2 separate regions of the Homo sapiens genome follow, and region 1 is linked to region 2. A link is a loop called in an ENCODE intact Hi-C map of the cell type or tissue named here. Cell type or tissue: PC-9. All regions are shown on one strand. Each heading gives the region's core, and the rest is flanking DNA. Links, peaks and the distances in the headings are about the cores only.

Evidence for each region. A loop is a pair of places that touch in the nucleus more often than their neighbours do. Peaks named below come from ENCODE experiments on the same cell type or tissue, not always from the same donor. Only the 100,000 strongest peaks of a DNase experiment are listed, where the experiment ranks them.
Region 1: it touches region 2 in a loop (6-fold over the local background); 11 of 110 quality-filtered maps call a loop at or near these places.

The regions. Positions count from the first base shown.
Region 1 is chr3:112,727,445-112,735,789 of GRCh38, reverse strand. No RefSeq gene overlaps it. Among named protein-coding and RNA genes, the nearest start is that of MIR9900, 5.5 kb to the left of the region's middle. In PC-9, for the core only: CTCF peaks have their summits at 662 and 861 (motif pointing left); DNase peaks (open chromatin) are centred at 879 and 4,289; H3K27ac peaks cover 2,353 bases.
Region 2 is chr3:112,578,053-112,586,397 of GRCh38, reverse strand. SLC35A5 (solute carrier family 35 member A5) reads right to left here. Exons shown (of 7, transcript NM_017945.5): 6 at 5,072-5,852; 7 at 819-3,727. The coding sequence ends at 3,662. Among named protein-coding and RNA genes, the nearest start is that of SLC35A5, 20 kb to the right of the region's middle. In PC-9, for the core only: a CTCF peak has its summit at 3,959 (motif pointing left); a DNase peak (open chromatin) is centred at 3,937.

The DNA.
Region 1 (8,345 bases), core at 102-8,101, 150 kb before region 2:
AGGGAACAGTCTCTCTACGGCGACTTTTCTCATGTGAGAAAACAGACATTTAGCAGAAAACCAGAAAATGTTCATTGGCTTCGGTGAACTTTTATTCCAAGTTTCAATGAGGGACCCTGTGCAGAGGCTTGGGACACGGAGACCTCCCTCTGCTGCCTTTAAGGAAGGTCATTAAAAAAAAAAAAATTCCGTTTTTTTTTTTTTTTTAAAGACGGAGTCTCGTTCTGTCGCCAGGCTGGAGTGCAGTGGCCTGATCTCGGCTCACTGCAACCTACGCCTCCCAGGTTCAAGAGACTCTCCTGCCCCAGCCTCCTGAGTACCTGGGACCACAGGCGCCCGCCACCACGCACAGCTAATTTTTGTATTTTTAGTAGAGATGGGGTTTGAGCATGCTGGCCAGGATGGCCCCGATCTCTTGACCTCGTGATCCGCCCGCCCCAGCCTCCCAAAGTGCTGGGATTATAGGCGTGAGCCACCGCCCTTCTAACTTTTCTATTGTACCACACTGATGGCAAGGAAGGGCGGTAGGAAAGCCTGCCAAGGAAAGGGAGGACCGGCCTGCATATTCTTAAGCGCTGTGGGACACTGTTCTGTAGACGTTGCCCATCCCATTGCTCTCTCAGGGAGGGATGAGCCACGGCCAGGAGCAGCTCCTGGTCATCTACTGTACCACGTGTGCAGAGGGAAGACACACTCCCAGAGAAGAAAATGCTGGGAAAAAGAGACCACAGCCTTTGTATGGTGGCTCAATGTAAGTACTTCTTGACATGTCCAGTTGTACAGCTCCTCTTTGGGGTTGGAGCGCTTTGCTTTCCAGGGTGTAGATTGGGGTCTGGGGAAGTGGTGAAGTGGAGTGAAACTGGAGGCCTGGAGCTCCCCCTAGAGGCCAAATGTATTTTACCCTGACTCAAGAAAACCTGGAGCTGGAAGCTTGGCTCATCAAACCTAAAGTAAGAGTAAGAATCAGCAGTATTGTCGGCACTACCCCGGGAAGGGAGAGATACTAAACCTAGTGAACAGTGCAGGTCCGGAATCCTTTATGTGAAGTTCTAAAACTCAAAAAACTTTGAAAATGGAAACTCTTTTGAGACCTATTTGGCAACAACGTTTACCTGCAATATGAGGACATAGTCTTTATTATCTTAATGTGAGTATTTTTATCTTTTATGACAGATATATTAATTAATGTGTTTAATCATGAGAGGCTGCCCATATTCCTAGTAGGAACGTTAAAAGGTAGAGTACCCACTAGGGGTGTTTTAATGTACAGTATATGAACTGTTTACTTCTCTCAAATCTTAAAAATTCAGAAATCTGAACTACATCTGGCCCCAATCAGCCAAAGGACTATAGGCCTGGGTATTATAATGCTCACTACTGTGTGGGCCTCAATCACAGCTCAACCTGTGCCATGTGACTTTCAACAAGTGACTCACTGGCTAGAAGGCTCAGCTTCTTCTTTAGTAAGATGGAAATATCACTAGTTTAGATATTAAATGAGTTTATGCACCGTGTTCAGCCCAGGACCTGGCAAATAGTAAACATCTAAGAGTGTTAGTGATTATTATCATACTTTGTTATTATTACTTGATCTGAGAGAGTGCATACCTCACTTTACTCTGATTCACAGTCACCAAAGAGTCATTTGACTACCAGCCACCAGGCCCACTATTACCAGGAAGGTGGAATCTTGAAAGACGAACATGAGCTTTTGGGCCACTGATGATCCATTATAAATCAATAATTTGATATTCTAGATCCTATCTCAATCTCTTGAATATCTAGAAAAATCAAATCAAACAAAAATCAGAGATACTCTTGGTTCTGAGACACACCTATACACCTAAAACCTTACTGGTTGCAAGCAGGCTTAAGTTACAGACAGCCAGACAGCCAAGAGCATTTTGAAGGTGGGAAAACTAAGGCAAAGAAATAGAATGATTTTTTTTGACATGAGCACAATAATTGTATGTGGGTCTTGGCTAATGGTTTGTGATTAGTTTACAATGATCCAAGAATCTAGAATAAGATTTTCTTTTCTTTTCTTGTCTTGTCTTGTCTTTTCTTGACATGCAGCCTCACTCTGTTCCCCAGGCTGGAATGCATTGGCACTATCTCGGCTCACTGCAACCTCTGCCTCTTGGGTTCAAGTGATGCTCCTGCTTCAGCATCCCTGAGTAGCTGGGACTACAGGCATGTGCCACCACTCCCAGCTAAATTTTGTATTTTTAGTAGAGACAGGGTTTTGCCGTGTTGGCCAGGCTGGTCTCAAACTCCTGACCTCAGGTGATCTGCCTGCCTTGGCCTCCCAGAGTGCTGGGATTACAGGTGTGAGCCACTGCACTTGGCCTAGAATAAAATTTTCTAAAATGTTGTACATAAAATACTAGTGCTGCAAGAGGTTCTTTGAATAAAAAATTTCCCCAAATTATTTAAAAATGAAACCCTTCTTTCAGGGAATATTTATTAACACCCACAGAATTTGGGTTAGATAGAGTGTACCTGGGGAAATACTGTTTTAGAGAGTATCAACTTCTGTATATAATTCAGGTAGATAATTCTTGGCTATTGGGTAATTTCAAGGGTGTCAAAATTTAATTTTTAAAAAATAAAATAATCACTCTCATCTGAATGTAAAATGAATACATATCAAATATTTTATTTAATACATTAATTAATGAAGGAATCAGTAAGATGTTAAAACTGATTCAAAGAGAATCTGAAGAATAGACACATATAGGCACTCAGCAATACAGAAACAAATTTACCAATTGATGCAGAACTATTTAATGTTTATAGGACAATAAAATGTAACATTTGAAATGATCTTTCCAGCCAGGCATGGTGGCTCATGCCTGTAATCCCAGCACTTTGGGAGGCTGAAGCGGGTGGATCACTTGAGGTCAGGAGTTTGAGACCAGCCTGGCCAATATGGTGAAACTCTGTCTCTACTAAAAATACAAAAATTAGCCGGACGTGGTGGTGGGCACCTGTAGCCCCAGCTACTCAGGAGGCTGAGGCAGGAGAATCACTGGAGCCCAGGAGGCAGAGGTTGCAGTGAGCTGAGATTGCACCACTGCACTCCAGCCTGGGTGACAAAGCAAGATCTTTCCTACAAGGCATAAATCAATTACATACCAGTTAGACAAAATGCATTTGTATTTCTACAGAGAAGAATTATTTGCATCACCCTCAGTTTCTCCATCTAATAAAATGATAAAACAGTGATGGGAATCAGGACATGCTACCCCAAAATATGGCACCTTTGCATATGGAATATATAAATACATTGGTATGCTTTTCTCTTGTTAATCTATATCTTGTTATAGGTGCCCCAGCAAGTGAGGCTAAGATCCATAGAAAGAGATGTGCCATGTGACTTTGAACAAGTGACTCACTGGTTCTAAGGCTCACCTTCTTCTTTAGTAAGATGGGGATATCACTAGTTTAGATATTAAGTGAGATGCACAGCCCAGGGCCTGGGAAATAGTAAACAGCCTTGTCAAAGCAAGGAGAATGTTTCTATAGAATCAGATAACTCCCAGGTTGTCCATTAGATAACAATGAGCATTCCAGTGAACGCACACTGTGGTAGGCAGAATAGTACCCCTCCAGCCCCCTACCCCAAGATGTCTATGTCCTAATTCCCAAAACCTATTAATATGTTATGTTACAAGGAAAAGAGGAATGAAGGTTGTAGATGAAATTCAGTGCTAATCTAATGACTTTAAAATAAGGAAACTCTCCTGGTTTATCCAGATGGACTCAATGTAACCACAAGTGTCCTTTAAAATAGAAAAGGGGAGCAGAGGGAGAGGTCATAGTCAGAGAGAGACTTGAAGATACCACACTGCTGGCTTTGAAGACAGAAGAAGAGGCCACAAGCCAAGGAATGCACTGACCTCTAGAAGCTGGAGAGACAAGAAAATGGATTTTCCTCTACAGCCTTCGGAAGAAAAGAGGCTCTACCAACACCTTGATTTTAGCTTAGCGAGACCCATTTCAGACTTCTCACCTCCAAAGGTATAAAATAATAAATTTGTGTTGTTTTGATCTACTAGGTTTATGGTGTTGGGGCTCAGAAGACACTACCCCAAATATTCAGAAATGAAAGAGCTTGGGAGGACCTCAGAAGCAAGAAGGTCATTGTGACCTTCACCTACTTTTCTGCTTGAGAACTGATCAAAAAAGAAATTCTCTGACCTAACTTGCCTGAAAATATTTCATAAGATGCTCATTCCAGAGAGGTCCTGCCCCATACCTGGGAGAAAGGAATGTTATAGAGAGAAGCCAAGAAGAATCTGAGCAGACAGGTCTTGCCGGGTTTCCCCCTCAGTCTATTACCATTAGATCACACCCTTTTGTCCAGTCACATTTCTACACAGCTGTCCATTCTTCATCAAACCTAAGCATAAAAATAGACAGTTTCCTCTGGGTCTTTGGCTCTTCATTCTTTTTCTTTCTCTTTTCTTTTCTTTACTTTTTTTTTTTTTTTTGAGACAGAGCCTTACTTTGTTGCCCAGGCTGGAGTGCAGTGGCGTGATCTTGGCTCACTGCAACCTCTGCCTCATAGGTTCAAGCAATTCTCATACCTCAGCCTCCCAACATAGCTGGAATTACAGGCATGCACCAGCATGCCTGGCTAATTTTTGTAATTTTAGTAGAGACAGGGTTTCACCATGTTAGCCAGGCTGGTCTCGAACTCCTGTCCTCAGGCAATCTGCTTGCCTTGGCCTCCCAAAGTGTTGGGATTACAGGCATGAGCCACTGTACTTGGCCCTTAGGTCTTCATTTCTGAAGGCTCCTGTATCATATTAAACTTTGGTTAAGTAATGTGTTATGCTTTTCTTTTGCTAACCTGTCTTTTTTTATAGGAGTATCCACCTTGACCCTTATGATGGATGAGGAAAAGTATCACATCTTCCCGCCGCTACAGTGGTAATTTCTCATGGTAGTTAAGAGAAAACCAATAGACACCAAGTAATCTCTGTGCCCATTTCAAAGTCTTTTATAAACGTTTCTAATAAAAGTACCAAACTTTATAAAAGTGAATTTAAAAACTTATAAAACTTCTTTAAATACTTAAAATTTATAATGTAAAATAGTGCATGATAATATAGATAAAAGTACTTAAATTGTTTATCAAATAGAAAAATTACAAGCACAGTAAAAAGAAGTAATTAAAAATATTTGGCTAAGATTATGAAACAATCTAGAAGTCTCTTCAGACTTTTAACAGAGATGAGGTTTTAATGGTTTCTTATAGAATTAGTAAACACTGTGATCATACTATAAATGTCTGCTAAAGAGCCTTACCTAGGGGCTGAGCCAGATCCTGTATTTGAGGCCTTTTGCCTAGATTAGGTACTCATGTAGATACTGCTCTGAATGCAATATCCTCTGCCTACAACTAGGTGGGGATTTTGTTGTTTTGCAAATCATATTTTAGGAACAAGTGAATTTTTTTACCAAAGGGGATTTAACTAATTGTGAACTCTTCAAGGGCTCACTTTTTTTTTAAATTTTATTATTATTATACTTTAAGTTTTAGGGTACATGTGCACAATGTGCAGGTTAGTTACATATGTATACATGTGCCATGCTGGTGTGCTGCACCCATTAACTCGTCATTTAGCATTAGGTATATCTCCTAATGCTATCCCTCCCCCCAACCCCCACCCCACAACAGTCCCCAGAGTGTGATGTTCCCCTTCCTGTGTCCATGTGTTCTCATTGTTCAGTTCCCACCTATGAGTGAGAACATGCAGTGTTTGGTTTTTTGTCCTTGCGATAGTTTACTGAGAATGATGATTTCCAATTTCATCCATGTCCCTACAAAGGACATGAACTCATCATTTTTTATGGCTGCATAGTATTCCATGGTGTATATGTGCCACATTTTCTTAATCCAGTCTATCATTGTTGGACATTTGGGTTGGTTCCAAGTCTTTGCTATTGTGAATAGTGCCACAATAAACATACGTGTGCATGTGTCTTCATAGCAGCATGATTTATAGTCCTTTGGGTATATACCCAGTAATGGGATGGCTGGGTCAAATGGTATTTCTAGTTCTAGATCCCTGAGGAAATGCCACACTGACTTCCACAATGGTTGAACTAGTTTACAGTCCCACCAACAGTGTAAAAGTGTTCCTATTTCTCCACATCCTCTCCAGCACCTGTTGTTTCCTGACTTTTTAATGATTGCCATTCTAACTGGTGTGAGATGGTATCTCATTGTGGTTTTGATTTGCATTTCTCTGATGGCCAGTGATGGTGAGCATTTTTTCATGTGTTTTTTGGCTGCATAAATGTCTTCTTTTGAGAAGTGTCTGTTCATGTCCTTCGCCCACTTTTTGATGGGGTTGTTTGTTTTTTTCTTGTAAATTTGTTTGTGTTCATTGTAGATTCTGGATATTAGCCCTTCGTCAGATGAGTAGGTTGCGAAAATTTTCTCCCTTTTTGTAGGTTGCCTGTTCACTCTGATGGTAGTTTCTTTTGCTATGCAGAAGCTCTTTAGTTTAATTAGATCCCATTTGTCAATTTTGGCTTTTGTTGCCATTGCTTTTTGTGTTTTAGACATGAAGTCCTTGCCCATGCCAATGTCCTGAATGGTAATGCCTAGGTTTTCTTCTAGGGTTTTTATGGTTTTAGGTCTAATGTTTAAGTCTTTAATCCATCTTGAATTAATTTTTGTGTAAGGTGTAAGGAAGGGATCCAGTTTCAGCTTTCTACATATGGCTAGCCAGTTTTCCCAGCACCATTTATTAAATAGGGAATCCTTTCCCCATTGCTTGTTTTTCTCAGGTTTGTCAAAGATCAGATAGTTGTAGATATGCAGCATTATTTCTGAGGGCTCTGTTCTGTTCCATTGATCTATATCTCTGTTTTGGTACCAGTACCATGCTGTTTTGGTTACTGTAGCCTTGTAGTGTAGTTTGAAGTCAGGTAGCGTGATGCCTCCAGCTTTGTTCTTTTGGCTTAGGATTGACTTGGCGATGAGGGCTCTTTTTTGGTTCCATATGAACTTTAGTTTTTTCCAATTATGTGAAGAAAGTCATTGGTAGCTTCATGGGGATGGCACTGAATCTATAAATTACCTTGGGCAGTATGGCCATTTTCACAATGTTGATTCTTCCTACCCATGAGCATGGAATGTTCTTCCATTTGTTTGTATCCTCTTTCATTTCATTGAGCAGTGGTTTGTAGTTCTCCTTGAAGAGGTCCTTCACATCCCTTGTAAGTTGGATTCCTAGGTATTTTATTCTCTTTGAAGCAGTTGTGAATGGGAGTTCACTCATGATTTGGCTCTCTGTTTGTCTGTTATTGGTGTATAAGAATGCTTGTGATTTTTGTACATTGATTTTGTATCCTGAGACTTTGCTGAAGTTGCTTATCAGCTTAAGGAGATTTTGGGCTGAGACGATGGGGTTTTCTAGATATACAATCATGTCATCTGCAAATAGGGACAATTTGACTTCCTCTTTTCCTAATTGAATACACTTTAGTTCCTTCTCCTGCCTAATTGCCCTGGCCAGAACTTCCAACACTATGTTGAATAGGAGTGGTGAGAGAGGGCATCCCTGTCTCATGCCAGTTTTCAAAGGGAATGCTTCCAGTTTTTGCCCATTCAGTATGATATTGGCTGTGGGTTTGTCATAGATAGTTCTTATTATTTTGAGATATGTCCCATCAATATCTAATTTATTGAGAGTTTTTAGCATGAAGGTTGTTGAATTTTGTCAAAGGGCTTTTCTGCATCTATTGAGATAATCACGTGGTTTTTGTATTTGGCTCTGTTTATATGCTGGATTACATTTATTGATTTGTGTATATTGAACCAGCCTTGCATCCCAGGGATGAAGCCCACTTGATCATGGTGGATAAGCTTTTTGATGTGCTGCTGGATTCGGTTTGCCAGTATTTTATTGAGGATTTTTGCATCAATGTTCATCAAGGATATTGGTCTAAAATTCTCTTTTTTGGTTGTGTCTCTGCCCGGCTTTGGTATCAGGATGATGCTGGCCTCATAAAATGAGTTAGGGTGGATTCCCTCTTTTTCTATTGATTGGAATAGTTTCAGAAGGAATGGTACCAGTTCCTCCTTGTACCTCTGGTAGAATTCGGCTGTGAATCCATCTGGTCCTGGACTCTTTTTGGTTGGTAAGCTATTGATTATTGCCACAATTTCAGAGCCTGTTATTGGTCTATTCAGAGATTCAACTTCTTCCTGGTTTAGTCTTGGGAGGGTGTATGTGTCGAGGAATTTATCCATTTCTTCTAGATTTTCTAGTTTATTTGCATAGAGGTTGTTTGTAGTATTCTCTGATGGTAGTTTGTATTTC
Region 2 (8,345 bases), core at 27-8,026:
AAAGAAAAGCAAAAAGATTCTCTGCAGATCTACCCAGTCTAGTCCAGCTTACAAGTGACAAGGCTTCCACATGGGACTTCAGAAGCAAAAAAAGCCTTAGAGTTATAGAGTAATTTGTCAAGTTATCCCCTCTGTATGTGGATCTTGAAAACCCACGGCAGCAAGATGCAGCTGGACAAGGATTTGAGATCTTGAGTCTAAGCCATCTTTCTCTCTATAACCAACAGCCATATTGATGCTTTCCCTCAGGATTAGGCATATTCCTGGACAGTTCAGTCCTAGGACCAATGACAGAGTTAGACCAGGTCATTCACTGCAGGCCACACTTGTGGCACAACCAAAGCCTATGCAGAAACTATCAAGGGAACAGATTCAGTGCATTATGTGTAGGTCATAACTGTGCAGAAGAGAATCTAAAAATAGAAAGGGACTTTAGAAATCAGTCCAACTTCTACACTCATGAAGGAATCTCTTCTAAAACATCCTGATGACACAATCTCTTCCTAAAAACTTCAGTGATAATTTACTACTATTCTCTATTACTCTTCAGGAAGGTTCTTTTAACTGTTGAAAAGTAACCTATTTTGGCAAAGTCCTCATTATAATAAAATAATAATCACTACCATATAAATCTTACTGTAGTTTGATTCTCCAGAGCAGAAAAATGTCTACTTCCTTTTTCACATGACAATTGCTCCTCTCCAGGTTATACTATCCTCATTTCAGGGGCATGTAGGATATGGTTTCCAGACTTCTGACCTTCTTAAACCAGTGGTGCCCATAAGACCTCCAGTGGATACATATCAGAACTTCGCATCTTAAAAAAAAAAACAACTTTTATTTCAGATTGAAGGGGTACATGTACAGGTTTGTTACATTGCGTATATATGGTACATTGCATAATGGTGAAGTTTGGGCTTCTAGTGGACCCATCACTCAAACAGTGAACATTGTACCCAATACATATTTTGTCAACCCTCATGTCCTTCCCATCTGATATGATTAGGCTTTCTGTCCCCGCCCAAATCTCATCTTGAATTGTAATCCCCATAATCCCCAGGTGTTGAGGAAGGAACCAGGTGGGGGTAATTGAATCATGGGGGCAGTTTCCCCCATGCTGTTCTCATGATAGTAAGTTCTCATGAGATCTGATGGTTTTATAAGCATCTGCCATTTCCCCTGTTGGCACTCTCTCTCCTGCTGCCTTGTGAAGAAGGTGCTTGCTTCTGTTTCGCCTTCAGCCATGCTTGTGAGTTTCCTGAGGCCTCCTCCCCAGCCATGCAGAACTGCGAGTCATTTAAACCCCTTTTCTTTATAGATTACCCAGTCTCGGGTATTTCTTTGTAGCAGCATGAGAATGGACTAATACACCACCCTTCTCACTTTGGAATCCTGTGTCCACATGTACCCACTGTTTAGCTCCCACTTATAAGTGAGAACATGTGGTATTTGATTTTCTGTTTCTGAATTATTTCAGTTAGGATAATGGCTTCCAGCTGCATCCATGTGGCTTTAAAGCACATGGTTTCATTATTTTTTATGGCTGCAAAGTATTCCATGGTGTATATGTACCACATTTTCTTATTCCAGGCACCACTGATGGACACTTAGGTTGAGTCCATGATTTTGTTACTGTGAATACTGCTGTGATAAACATACCACTGCAAGTGTCTTTTTGATAAAACGATTTATTTTCCTTTGGGTAGGTACCCAGTAGAGGGATTGCTGGGTTGAATAGAACATTTTTAGTTCCAGCACATGATCTTGTGCTCTCACTCTTTCTCTTCCTCTCTCATTAAGTGGCAAGTTAACATAAGTAAACTTAACTTTGTGCAAAAAATGCTTTCCAAAGAGGAAGGTGAGGAAAAAAAGTAATCGTAAATAAGAAAATCAATCTCCATGCACTACTGAAATCTGCTATTTAATGTATTCTGTATGTGATACCTTTGTAAGAATATTTTTGTAATTTTTATGTTTTATGAGATAAAAATGTTTTGTATGCCACATTTCCTAGAAAGGTCCTGCTGTACCTCATTTCCCTTACCTTTAAAATAAATCGCCATAATAGATATAATCTTCGTATTTCACATAACTGATGAAAATGCCTTTGTTATTGTTAGAAGTAAAGATCTACTTAAAGAGAAAGTTTTAAAAGTTGTGTAGGTTTTTGTCTCACTCTATTTTTTAAGATTAAAAGTACTCTACATCCCACCCTAAATGACAGAGTGGCAACACAAGACATAGGTTTAATAATTATTTTAATTACAAATTTCCACCAATTCTTGCCAGTCATATTATTGTGGATATCACAAATGAATTATATAATAGTATATTACCTTATATTCATCTGCATGAAACTTAGGAGAAAGGAGAGCAGAAATGTGTAAGTTTCTGAGAATGACACCATAAAGCTCATATTTACAGTATGGTAGTCTGTAAACATACAGGCCTGCCAGTTAAAGCCCACTCTTCTATCATCACCCAGCTGCATGACCCTGAGCAAGTCACTTTTGTTTGCTAATTTTTAATATCATCTATCACCTGACTTCTCTATCTACGAGAGTTAACTGGCTGCATGCAAAATACCATGAAAAATACCATGCACTTTTAAGTGTGAAGTAGCACTGTAAAGTGACTTATATATTACTGGTCTTTCTATTTTTAGAGTATTAATATTCATACATCAGTTAAAAGTCAACATGTGTTTGCTAAGTGATCCTTTTGAAAGGATCCCTTTAAAAGTTCCTAGGCATCAGCTTCACTGACAATCTGGTATGATTCTGAAGCCAGCATTTCAACTCTTGGAAAGATATACAATAGTCACAGCTTGAATTAGTAACTAATAAAATAAAATGCCCTCTTATTCTCCAAAATGTAATAATTCAGGAGTAATGACATCAAGATTTTTCTCCTCAAACTGAGGAGAAAAAAGCCCCACCGTGGCTTGTTTAAATGACTTAAAATACAAGTGGTAACTATGGTGACTAGGGAACCAATGTTTAAAACATCAAAAGATTATTACAAAAATCCAATTTCCCATGAATTTCTAAAAATTAAAATTCTGAGATGTTGTGTCTGAGAAACTGCTTCTTCAGCAAAATATTTAGCACAGACTACATCATCCCAAATCTATGGTATGGCCAGGTATTTAGGTCCTTCAACCAACGTTTTTAGAAAGGGTCCCGTTGCTCTTTACTTGCAAAATGACTATCTCTAGGGCCTCAAAATTCAAGAGACAACCTAGCTTTTATAATGTTAAAAAGGGAAGACTTTGGCATGTAAACTAGAACTACATGATTGTGAATATTTGGCAAATTGATCTCTATGTGTATATACAAGCTATAGCTAACATGATTATTACAAGTTTTTTGGAAGCTTGAAGGCCAAGGAAAATAATCTGCACATATAACTTTCTGATTTATCAAGTACTGAGATATTAATGAATTCTTCATATTGTTACTCCTGTATCAGTTCTTTAGAATTTCTTAGCCTTTGGGTACTCTAAGCCTTGGATGGAACCATTTAGGGAGTAGCTAGATATATGCAAAGAATATTAGGATTTAGAAACATTTCTGGTTTATCAAAGTGAAAAGATAAATATTACAAACACTGAAAATGTGAAAATAAGGTTCAAGAGAGCTGCAAACTATGTGGGTACCAGTTAGAAAGTATCTTCATCTGACTCATCACTCTTGGGTTTGGTAAGTCTTTCTAGTTCTTCTCCATCCTAAAAGGAAACATGAAAGCAGTAATTAGAACAAAACTGGAAATGTAGCATTTTTAAAGGGAAAACCTTACTAACAAATCACTGGTCTTACCTCATTAAGCTATAGATATAATCTGGTCAAATTAAATAAATACTTATGTTCTTGGAAAGTTAACTATAGAAGTATGAGAGGATAAAAAAGTGAAGTGTACTCAGTACTCAAAATTTCAAAGCTAACATGAGCAAAGTGAGGAGCACCACCTGCTGGTCTTGCAGAAAAATGATTAAAGGTTACAGAAATAGGTCTTCATAGGCCTTGTTACCTATATAGATTTTCTTTTGCTTAAAAATTAGAGCAAATGGCATTATCGGCTGTTGGAAAAGAATACAAGACTTCTGGATATACACTCTGGCTAAGAGCAGGGTATCCGAAACTCAAGATCCTAATTTTTTCATCTTTAGAATCTGTTGAATCATGACAGAGGCATTACACCCAGGGAAGCTCTGCTATGAATGTTATTAAGCAATAGATTATTTTTCCCAAAGAGTGAAATGTTCACTGTATAAAATATTTCATATTTTGTGTGCTCAAGAAAATTGTAAATCTAAAGCTAGATGTCTATTTCACTTATTTAAACGTATATTTAACTCCTTAATTGAATCTTCAAAGAGATCATTAACTTGCCAATAAAATGATTGACAGAGCCTTCCAAAACAATTGCAAGCAACTGGGAGATATTCGGAATAATTGCATAAGCATTTTTCTAGAAAATATTTTCCTCCTACTCGCCTTGCAAGGATCCTCTTGAAAACTACCTTTCTAGTGAAATAAACAAACCCTGCCCTTCTGGCATACTGGCTTATGAATAACCACAGGGAGGACTGAGGAGCCAGGCTTTCTATTCAACAGGACTTACTAATACGAAAGGCCAACTTCTCTCACAAATGAGCTTATTTTCCCTAACTATGGTGGAAAAGAAAGAGAAAGGGACTTGGAGTCAGACATAGGTGTACCAGTTCTTTCATTTATTATCTGTAAACCATTTTGCCTGTTTCTTGTAAAACTATGCAGACAGGACAAGACAACCTGTGAGGTATCTTCCAGGTGTATAATTCTATAGTATTCTATGAAGTAACACATAAGGTCCTTGAGATTGACTTATACTTTTTCTCTACACCTGACAGCATTGATTATGAGCCCTTGCAAACATCAGGAGTAAAAGGAATGTTTGTTGATTCGGTTTTAAAAGTCAGAGATCCAATACATTCTTTGACAAATCAGTACTGATTTTATTTTTTTCCTTGAATTAACTATGCTTTAAATTTGGGAAGAACAAGCAAAAAGGAACACCCTCACAAACTTACCCCACTGGAACGCTCCCAAAGATTGCCACTTAGATCTCGGATCCTTTCTTGCCTAGGTGCGTATTCCGGAACTTGAGGCTTGCTGGCATTATAAATAAATATAGAGAGAAGGACTGATGGGGCTTCCAAGAAAAATTCCAGGGAGGGCCTGAAGTCAAAGACCAGGACAGACACTGTTGTGATAATGACAGTGGTAACCTGGGCCATCAAGACATGGAACATGTTATCCAGGAACTTCAGAATGAAAGCCACTGAAAGGCCCTGGAATGCAGTTACAAAAATAAGGGCTACTGAAAATGCACTGTGGCCATAAAAAAATCCACAGTTCTTAATCTGATCACGGTTACTCCTCTGAAGGCCCAGAGTCAGCCCATTAAACAGAATGCCAAAGAAATAGAGTTTGCTGTTCTGTATGAAGATGCTTTCAGTGAGCTGGTTCCCTTCCTTCAGTATCTTTTCATTATAGATATTAGCCATTGAAGAAATAAAACACTGGACTATAATAAGAACATGGCCCATGCCAAGACGGATGTGACTGAAAACTCTGGCTGTGGTGTTCCATTTAGCTTCAGGAAAAGTCCATTCCTTTGCTGTACAATTGTCTTTTCTGGGACACTCACTTCTGAAAAGAAGGCAGGAATTGGAAGGGCTGAAAAAGGCATCGTGATGAAATCCACGTCCTGCCAAGTTGTGCTGTAAAGTTTTAGTCCCGGCAGTCAAGGCCACAATAGACAAAAATAAAGTCAGGAGGGAAGCCCACTGGATCCAGTTTAGACGCCTCCTGTTCAAAGATGAAAAAAAAGATTTTACTACTGTTTTCCCCCCATATCAATAGTTTCTACTGAAAACTCAGACACTTGAGTATTTGGTTGAATAAACTGGACCCAGTTTTTGCTAGCATTTCCTACCACTCAAGTTCAGAGAAAAACTGTTGGTGCCTGTCTCTCAAATTTAATGTTTTAATTCATTTTTATAACACCTATCCCCTAAGGCTGCTCAAGTCATTTCCCTTCTGTGTAGGTTTCCTTTTAACCTACAAGTTTAACATGGCCTCCTTTCTACCTCTAGAGGTATCCTGGACCTCTGGCACAGTAACTTTTATTGTACTATAAAGTTACAGCAGAGATTCTCAACCTGGTTTCCCAGAACCAGAAAGAATGTAGATGAGCTTCAGAAATGTTGTGTACAGATGAATTTCCCCCTATGCAGGAGATCCTGCAAAGCTTTGTCAAATCTTTAAAGGTGTCCATAACCCAAAAAAGATTTAAAGGAGAAGGTTAGCTCTAGATCCATGTCCTAATCGTAGAGCATTAAACAGCAAACTGCTGGCTGACAAGCCAAAGAAAAATGTTATTTTGGGCAGTATTTCAGTTTACAAAGTCCTAACAATCCTTTGTTTATTTTCCTTAGCAACAAACTTGTGAGAAATAAAGGACATGTACTATTATTATTCCATTTTGCTGATTCATTCTATTCAACAGATGTTTAATAAGCAGCTACTACGTGCCAGGCAACCTGGGGCGATAAAGATGACTTATCTCCATGTTCAAGGAATTTATGCTTTAACAGTGAGAAAACAATGAAACTAAATGATTTCAGTATGTGTGAAAAGTGATTAATGGGACAAGTGGAGTAAACTGAGGAACACTACAATCTGTAAATAGTCAGGTATTGCTTCAAAGAGGAAATGACACTTGAGCTAGAAGATGAAAAATTAATTGAAGTTTATCATGTGAAAAAGGAGGTGGTGATATATCCAGGCAGAGGGAAGAGTCTCTATGCAAAGGCAACAAGAATGTACAATGTTGACAAAGAGGAATATCTCACTTTCATTGGCGTTGTCAGGAGGCCTCTTGGGGGAACAAAATCTTGATGTTTGAAGATCAGTTAGTTAGGCAAAGAAGGGGAACACCGAGAAAAAAAGAGGAACATAAAAAATGCAGAAGTGTAAAGCAATAGGTGGGAACCAGAAGTGAGAATTTTTATATCATTGGAGCATTTATTGAGCACCTACCATACACTTAGGCATTTCCGCTCTAAGGGAGGAAACAGTTAACCTAACAGATTTCCCTAAGGTCATGTACTTAAACACTAAAGAAGGGATCGGATCCATGGTTTTGTATGTCTTCCTTCTGCATCATCACACCTCCTAAGTATAATTCTAAGTTTCCAGGATGCACATATAGGAAGTTGTGTGCATATAAAGCTTCATGCTCTGAAACTGCTAAATGCACAGACTAGCCTAGATAGCAGCATACCTGTGCACACTATTATATGCTTTCTCATATGTATGTAATTTTCAAATAGCCTGATCTAGAACTTACTGATGGCGTTAGCGCAGCCTTATGCCATCAGGTGAGAAACTGTGAACTAACCACTTAAATTTCTGAAGGTGCAGCTGATACACATTAAGTAGCAGAAAACAAATAGAATGACCACAGAGATAAAAAATGGGTGTCCATTTTACAAAAAAAATTCCATAATTAATTATTGCAAATCGCATATAAGTGAGGCAATGATATAATCTATAGTTCCTTTAAAAGTTTTCTAGAGCTATACATTTTTCACTAATATTAAGAAAAAAGAAAGAAATCCTTAAGCTAAACAACACCTTCTGTAAACAATTACTCATTCAAGGTAATGCTCTAAGGAACGTAAAATTTATTAAGGATTAAGCTAAAAATTAAAAATGGTAGATTTTTAGGAAAGAAAATAAAGCTTAATAAATTACCCTGTAAAGTCAGCTGACAATCTGAAATGACAACTGAGTCTGCTAGGCCCAATTTGTTCTTCAGTTTAACTGATACAAAACAGTGGAAGCTCACTTCACTCATCTCTCCACTGCCTCGGTAAAACATAGTAATGGATGCTCAGAGCCGAATGCCTGTGGCTAGAAGGCTACTCTTCCTGAGGGCCTCTCCTCCCAAGTGAATTGTTTGCCCACAGAATCTCTGTTCCTAAACATGTTTTTGCCAGGTGACCTCACTGTTGTCACTACATAAAGATTACATAAATGATAAACTATGAGTAAAAGACAAGAAGCTGTTTTTATGAAAACTAAGTTGAACACTTTGGGAAGACTAAGTGAAGGTAAATCATTCAGAAGATAAAAAGCTGTTTTCTAATAACATATAGGTGAGCTAAGGAACTTCAATCAGTAACATACTCAAAGGGGGGGCTTTAGTTCAACATTAGAAGAATGATGAATACATGTATATTTACATATTCTAAGTTAAAATAAATTGTTTAGATATTTTCTATATATACTTATGTA